Linked DNA regions of Mus musculus: all the other regions are linked to region 2. Evidence: chromatin loops called from intact Hi-C (ENCODE). Cell type or tissue: heart. All regions are shown on one strand.

Region 1 (2,500 bases), 48 kb before region 2:
TTTGGTTTGTTTTTGTTTTTGTTTTTGGAGACAGGGTTTCTCTGTGTAGCCCTGTCTGTCCAGGAACTCACTCTGTAGACCATGCTGGCCTTGAACTCACAGAGATCTGCCTGCTTCTGCCTCCTGAGTGCTGGGATTAAAGGCGTGCACCACCACCACCACCCAGGTATACCCCATTTTTTTAGGAGAGAGGATCTGAGAATTGGAGCCAAGTCCCAGCTGGCTCTGGTCACCTATTACCGGGGCTGACTCACAGTCCTGAGTGCTGTGGTCCTGTGACACTGTATCACACCTTGGGTTATCTCCAAACAATTCTGGTGTTTTGGCTTTGCCTGGCCCTACCACTGTCTGTCAGTTTGGCTTACATGCAGGGAAGAGTAGGCCAGAGCCACTGTGTGTGGCTCACGTTCTGGGTTTCGCACTGCTTCCCCTGCTTGTATGAGGGTCTGCATGTTATCTCCAGAACCACAGAAACAGGGTGCGATGTGACTCACCTATAATCCAACACTCAGGTGGTGGAGGCAGGAGTTGAGGGGTTTAAGGCTATAACTGGCTACTTGAGACCTGCCTCAGTCTCCTGCCCAACATCCCCCACCGCAACTGCAACCTCCATCTCCATCAGTAAATAAACAAATGTAAAACAAAAGAGAGAAACCTGAAAGGCCTTTTTGCATAGCGCTGGCAGCCAAACAGGGAAAGCCTTGGTTCTCTCTGTTCTTTGCTGCATCAATATTCTGAAAACAGGGTCTGAGCTGGAGCCCTGCTCTATATTTTCTTGTTCTCATCTCCCTGGGCTTTGTCATAGCCTTTCCAGCTCCAGTCCCTCTCTGGTCCTAGAGAGAATCTAATCATGGCCAAGAAATAATAGTACCTGGGAACATCGTTATTGTTGGTCTGGCTTGCAACCCCAGTACTCAGAGGAGGGGGTCAGAAACTCATCCTTGACCATCTGACTACATGTTCATTGCTGGAGCAATGGCTCACCCATTCAAAGCGCTTGCTGCTCTTGCAGAAGATGAGAGTGTGCCTCCAAGCACACACATCAGGTGGCTTAGGATCACCTGTGATTCTAGCTCCGGGGGATCTGATGCCTTCTCCTGGCCAATGTGGGTACTACACACATGTGTGCATATTAAAAAGATCACACTAAATGGATAGACAAGTAAGGAAAACTTAAATACTGTATTTTTATTTAGCTAGTTGGTTTTGGTTTTTCAAGACAGGGTTTCTCTGGGTAGCCCTGCCTGTTCTGGAAGTGGGTCTGTAGACCAGGCTAGTTTCAAAGGCAAAGAGATCTGCCTGCCTCTGCCTCCTGAGTGCTGGTATTAAAGGCGTGTGCTGCTGGAGAGATGGCTCAGAGGTTAAGAGCACTGACTGTTGCCGGGCGTGGTGGCACACACCTTTAATCCCAGCACTTGGGAGGCAGAGGCAGGCGAATTTCTGAGTTCGAGACCTTCTTCTAGAGGTCCTGAGTTCAATTCCCAGCAACCAGATGGTGGTGGCTCACAAACATCTGTAATGGAAGCTGATGCCCTCTTCTGCTGTGTCTGAAGGCAGCTACAGTGTGCTCATGTAAATAAAATAATAAACGTTTAAAAGAAAAAAAAAAAAAGGCGTGTGCCACCAACTTCCAGGCTCAAAAAAGTTAAAATCTTAAGAAAACAAATTCAAACCTCGTTTAAGGCCAGCTTGGATTACATTTCGATTATATATAATGTTGTCGCAAAAGAAAAGGGGAGGGGCCGGGTGTGGTGGCGCACGCCTTTAATCCCAGCACTGGGGAGGCAGAGGCAGGTGGATTTCTGAGTTCGAGGCCAGCCTGGTCTACAAAGTGAGTTCCAGGACAGCCAGGGCTATAGAGAAACCCTGTCTCGAAAAACAAAAACAAAAACAAAAACAAAAGAAAAGGGGAGGGGCACTGGGCAAGTGGCTGAAAGATTAAGGTGGCTACTTCTCTTCCCGAGGACCTGAGTTCCTTTCCCAGCACCCATGTTGTATGGCTCACCACTGCCTATAACTGCATCTCTGTGGGCATCTGCATTCATACAGGACACATGCACAAACACATATATACGTGTAGTTAAAAATAATAAAATAAATCTTAAATAAAAAAAAATGTAACAGCAGCTAGGCATTGTGGAGCAGGCCTGTAATCCTGGGATGTGGGGGCCTGAGGCAGAGGGATTGAAAACTCTAGTCCAGTTAGGGTTACAAAGGAAGTTTAGGGACAACTTGTATAGCGAGACTCTGACCCTCCCCCAATTCCAAGTAAAAAGCCACAGCACTGGGGAGATAGTGCAGTGAGCCTATAGCAAGTGCTCGCAAGCATGGGGCCTGAGCTTGATCCCTGACACCCGTGTAACAGCCAGGTGCACCAGATCCTTGTAACTCAGCACTGGAGGGTGGAGGCAGAGGGATTCCTGAAGTTCACGGTCAAGTCAGCCAAGCTAGCCTGTCTGTGAGCTCTGGGCTGAGAGAGCAAGGCTCTGTTTTGAAGGAT
Region 2 (2,500 bases):
CACCATATGAAAGCTTGATTCTGGGTCCTCTGCAAAAGCAACGAGTGCTCTTAACCCCTGAGCCACCCCTCTAGCCCTAAGATAATTAAAAAAATAATTTAGGGACCACCAGCCTCCTTTTTGAGACCTGGATTGTGACTTTTATTTTTTATTTATTTTTTTCATTTGTTGAGACAGGGTTTCTGTGTAGCTCTGCCTATCTTGGAACTCCCTCTGTAGACCAGGCTGGCCTCGAACTCAGAAATCCACCTGCCTCTGCCTCCCAAGTGCTGGGATTAAAGGTATGTGCCACACCACTGTCCAGCTGAGACTGACATGACAGTTCGTGAGTCTGCTCTTTCTGGTGACCTTGGACAGGTGGATCTTTTCAGTCACTTCCTCTTATTAGGGTTAACAGGGTTAGCCTAGGAAGAGTGGGGAGCAAGGAAGCCATGGACTTGCAAAGGCCTTTGCAAGGCCATCTGCCCATCAGTGGAGTGGGTCTATTGGGTTATTTTTTTCTTTTACAATGTATGGTGTTTCCCACTAGGGCAGTCTACTGAAGTTAAACAAGGGCTAAGTGCGCATGCTCAGGTGCTGTTTGCTGGAGTGGAGGCTGTTGCTGGGTTGTCTCTGATCTCCTTGGGACTTCTTCAGCCAGTGGGGACAGAACAGATCTCTATGGATCAAAGAGCAGCCCCGGAGTACTGGATGGTGCATGAGACCAAGCCACAGCTCAGGCTAGGTGTGGACAACCGTTAGACGGGTCAGATCTTAGAGACCACAGATACATTTGTCTGCCACAGATGAACATGAGGCATAGAGAGGGGAAGGCCTTAACCAAGGGCTCAATGTCAAAGGTTCAAATCCAGAGGAGTTCCAGAGGGTTTGCTTTTGCATTTACTTATGTACTTATTATTGTTGTATACACTACAGAAGGCACTGCATGTGTAGTAACAGGGCCCACGCACGTATGGGGGTCCTAGGACAACTGTGTGGAAATGGAATCATCATTGCAGATGTAAAGAAGGTTCTAGGGTCTCAGGGTTATCAGCAAGAACCCTGTGGCAGGGCCTCTCTCTGGGCACTCAGTGACCCCAGTGGGTGTTTGTCTGTTTACATGACCTACCCGATCGAACCTTAGTCCTTGTTGATACCCAGGGAGGTGCTGGTGGAACTGTAGGAGAAATGCGCCCTCAGCAGGGGGTGGGCTTCCCTGGGGAGAGGAGGAAGGTCTTGGGGAGGCCTCACTGATGCTGGCCTTTACTGCTGGGTGAGGAGCGAGCAAGGGGATCCAGCCTGGAGTAGATGTGAACCGAGAAACGGAGATGGAAAAGGGTCCGAGTAACAGACAGGGTCCAGTGTGATTGGTTAGTGTCCTGGGACAAGTTTCAGTTGGGCCTTTCTAAAATGGGGACAAAGAGCTTGGCTGTTAGCCACTGAGGCCCTTGAAAGTCAAGAGCAGCCTGGCTCACAGGAGTCTGGCAAGCCTTGGGAATTTGGCTGAGGCCTGGGGTATCATGAAGGTCCACAGTGCCCCCTGGCGTTCATACTTCTCACCGCATACAAACATTTCACAAGAAAAAGGGCAACACTGGACACCAGGACGTGTCCCCAGGCTCCTCAGGGCACTCCTTTCAGTGGTGTGACAGGTCCCTGCTGGGTTCTTGGCCTGTTCTATCCAGCACGTTTGTACTTTCTTTTTCTGGGCGTTACTGCCGTTATACCCTATTACAATTTTTTTTTTTAATGCCCTTGTTCTGTAGTTCAGCCAAGTCCATACTTTGTGACAAGTTTTTCTGCCTTAGCCTCCCAAGTGTTGGGATTATGGGCAAGGCATGTGCCTGACAGGACAGATTCCATGTGAAGAGCAACCTGGCACAAATTTTGTTTTGAAAGAAAAAAAACCCTGAGAAGTCAAAGCATACCTCTTAAATCAAACTTGGGTTTCTGGAGGCAGGCTTAGTGGAGCTGGTAAGAGGCAGCATAAAATGGCTCTGTGGTCCCAGAGCTGCTCATTGTCGCTGTGGTCAGACACATCAGAAGAGAGCATCGGATTCCAGTACAGATGGTTGTGAGCCACCATGCAGTTGCTGGGAATTGAACTTGGGACCTCTGGAAGAGCAGTGAGTGCTCTTAACTGCTGAGCCATCTCTCCAGCCTCTGGTCTTTGTTTTATAGAGGCTCTTCTGAGTCCTTGTACTCAGTGTTTCTCTATAGACCGAGGCACGGGACACAGACTTCCTCACCCAAATTCCTGTTACCCTGTGGCGGCGGCATCACCTCCCATCAGTCCCCAGAGCAACTCCTCAGCGCTTATCTCCCTGATTCCCACACCCCTGGGTGGCCCTGCCCCCACACAGCTGTTCAGTCCTCTGCTCAGCCACTGTGCTGTCATCTGGTGTTATCATTTAAGGCTCTCCTGTCGCCTGGGTGTGTCCCACAGTATGATTCCTAACTGGACAAGGCCTTGCCTTCTCTACTGGGTGCTGTCCTTGAGCAGAGTCCAGTTCCGCTCTGC
Region 3 (2,500 bases), 160 kb before region 2:
ACCACTGCCCTGTAAGGTGTTGCATTTTTTAATCAATACATAACTTTTAACTATATATACATGTCTGTATGTGGATATATGCTTAAGTGCAGAGGCCTGTGGAGACCTGAAGAGGCATTGGATCCTTTGTAACTGCAGTTACAGGTGATTGTGAACTGGCTGAGCTGAGTGGTGGAAACAGAGCTCAGGCCTTCTGCAAGAGCACTAAGAACTCTTTGTTTGTTTGTTTGTTTTTCAAGTCAGAGTTTCTTTGTGTAGCCCTGGCTGTCCTGGAACTTGCTTTGTAAACCAAGATGATGGCCTGGAACTTGGAGATCCATTTGCCTCCCAATTCTCTTTATACTTTATAGCTCAGGCTCTTAACCACTGGTCCACCTCTTTGACCACATTCAGCCAGAAGCCTTTCTTTAAAATGGTGATCCAGGCAGCAGCAGGCCCTGGGGCACTCTATAAACCTCTGCTTGCCTTCCACTGGTTGTGTGTACTCCAGGCTGACTTTTAGGGGTCCTGGCTGGTGAGGGGAAAGATCTTTAGACCTTGGTCTGCTGCTTCCAGCTGTGCTGCCTCTCAGCACGTGAAGTACCTCACTGTTCTGTTACACTACCTCAGAACACTCTAGAATGGACATCCTTGTTTAAAGAGGAAGAAATACTGAGCATTGCATGGTGATGCACATCTTTAGTCTCAGTGCTTGGGAAGCAGAGACAGGGCAATCTCTTAAATTTGAGGCCAGCCTGGTCTAAGTCTACATAGTGAACTCCGGGACAGCCCAGCCAAGACTATGTAGAGACCCTGTCTCAAAAAAAAAAAAAAAAAAAAAAAAAAAAAAAGACGGAGGAGGAAGAGGAGAAGGGAAGGAAGGAGAAGAAGAGAAAAAGAAATCAGGATCGAGCAGGCCGTGGTGGTGCAGGCCTTTAATCCCAGCACTCGGGAGGCAGAGGCAGGCGGATTTCTGAGTTCCAGGACAGCCTGGTCTACAGAGTGAGTTCCAGGACAGCCAGGGCTATACAGAGAAACCCTGTCTCGAAAAAACCAAAAAAAAAAAAAAAAAAAAAAAAAAGAGAGAGAGAGAGAGATCAGGATCGATCAATCACACACACACACACACACACACACACCCATGCTGAAAAGAACATTACAGAAGTAGGTGAGGCTCAGAACAACTTAAGGTATCACCCACCCACTCTCAGAGCAGAGATGCAAACTTGGGATGAACAGCAGCCCAGGTCCTGTGCCTTCATAATCTCAGGTCTCGTTGACTTCTGAACCCTCACAGCTTTCACCATTACCTCCTTACCCAGGGTGCCAGGGTGCCTGGCCCTGCCTTGCTGACAGCAGACTCCACCCTCCAACTCCCTTTGGCTACCAGAAGTCAGTCAAAGTAGCCAAAACCAGATCTGGTGTCTCCCCATGGACTGCTGAGCCTCCCTGCCTCCCTGGCAGAAGTGGCGAGAAGACTGATGCCCACACAAGAGGAGGCTGCTGCCTGACCCTGTCTCACACTTGCATGAATGGCTCCCCAACCCTGGGTTCATATCCTGATGATCGAGACCGATTGCCAACTTAACCGGATCTACAATCACCCAGGAGGCAAAGCTCCTGGCACACCTGTGTGCAGGCACCTAGACTAAGTTGGCACCAGGGCATACATGTGAGGATAATCTAGATTAGATTAATTGAAGTGGAAGACTCAGCTGAGGGCAGCACCTTCTCAGGGGTTAGGTTCTTGGTCTAAAAATAAACAGGTAAAAAATGAAGGGCCGACAATATGACTCAGCAGTTAAAAGTGCTTTGAGCTAAACCTGATAGCCTGAGTTCCATTCCCCTGGAACCCGCATGGTGGAAGACCAGAGTGACTCCTGAAAGTTGTCCTCTGACCTCACACCCACACTTACCCTTCCCCTAATAAATAAGTATAAAAGAATAAGATCTGGTCTTTGTTTGCTTGGTTTTGTTTTGAGACAGGGCTCTGGCTGTCCTGGAACTATGTAGATCAGGCTGGCCTTAACTCCTGGCCTTCTGAGTGCTGGGATTAAAGGCATAGGGCCACCTCAGCAAGATCTGCTGTCTTGGTGCTCCCGTATGGGAGGGTTAAGGAGGGATATTACACCCCACACCTGTGCCCCCTCCCAGCTGTCACTCTGCCCTAGCTACACATGGGACAGGACCTTCACAGTGACATTGTTTACAAACAGCTGAGGTCCAAAAAGGAAAGTGATTCCCATGAGAGCAAAGCATTTCTTCACCCACAACCTCCTTGATCCTGCCCACCTCTCTGGGTCTGTGACCTCAAGTCCCGAAGCTCATTCTCTAATAAACCATTCTTACTAGACTAATGTCTCCTGGGGGTTGCTAGCATGTAGTGTCTGTGGTCAAGGGGCACCTATACAGCTGTATGGAACTCAGCACCCATGGGGGGGAGCTTTTTTGGTGATGGCAGCTATCTGTGTGTGTGTGTGTGTGTGTGTGTGTGTGTGTGTGTGTTGTGTATACACATTTC

What was found. Peaks named below come from ENCODE experiments on the same cell type or tissue, not always from the same donor. Only the 100,000 strongest peaks of a DNase experiment are listed, where the experiment ranks them.
Region 1: a loop joins it to region 2, with 2.0 times the contacts of the local background. A loop is called at or near these places in 26 of 42 quality-filtered maps.
Region 3: it touches region 2 in a loop (2.0-fold over the local background); 4 of 42 quality-filtered maps call a loop at or near these places.

What each region holds. Positions count from the first base shown.
Region 1 is chr15:81,940,126-81,942,625 of GRCm38, forward strand. All of the region lies in intron 1 of Csdc2 (cold shock domain containing C2, RNA binding), which reads left to right. Among named protein-coding and RNA genes, the nearest start is that of Csdc2, 4.6 kb to the left of the region's middle. In heart, a CTCF peak has its summit at 1,090 (motif pointing left); no DNase peak of the experiment used is centred here; H3K27ac peaks cover 410 bases.
Region 2 is chr15:81,988,376-81,990,875 of GRCm38, forward strand. It overlaps a transcript of Xrcc6 not described here. Among named protein-coding and RNA genes, the nearest start is that of 1700029P11Rik, 9.1 kb to the left of the region's middle. In heart, a CTCF peak has its summit at 1,523 (motif pointing left); DNase peaks (open chromatin) are centred at 1,456 and 2,396; H3K27ac peaks cover 512 bases.
Region 3 is chr15:81,827,252-81,829,751 of GRCm38, forward strand. No RefSeq gene overlaps it. Among named protein-coding and RNA genes, the nearest start is that of Tef, 17 kb to the left of the region's middle. In heart, no CTCF peak of the experiment used is centred here; a DNase peak (open chromatin) is centred at 1,340.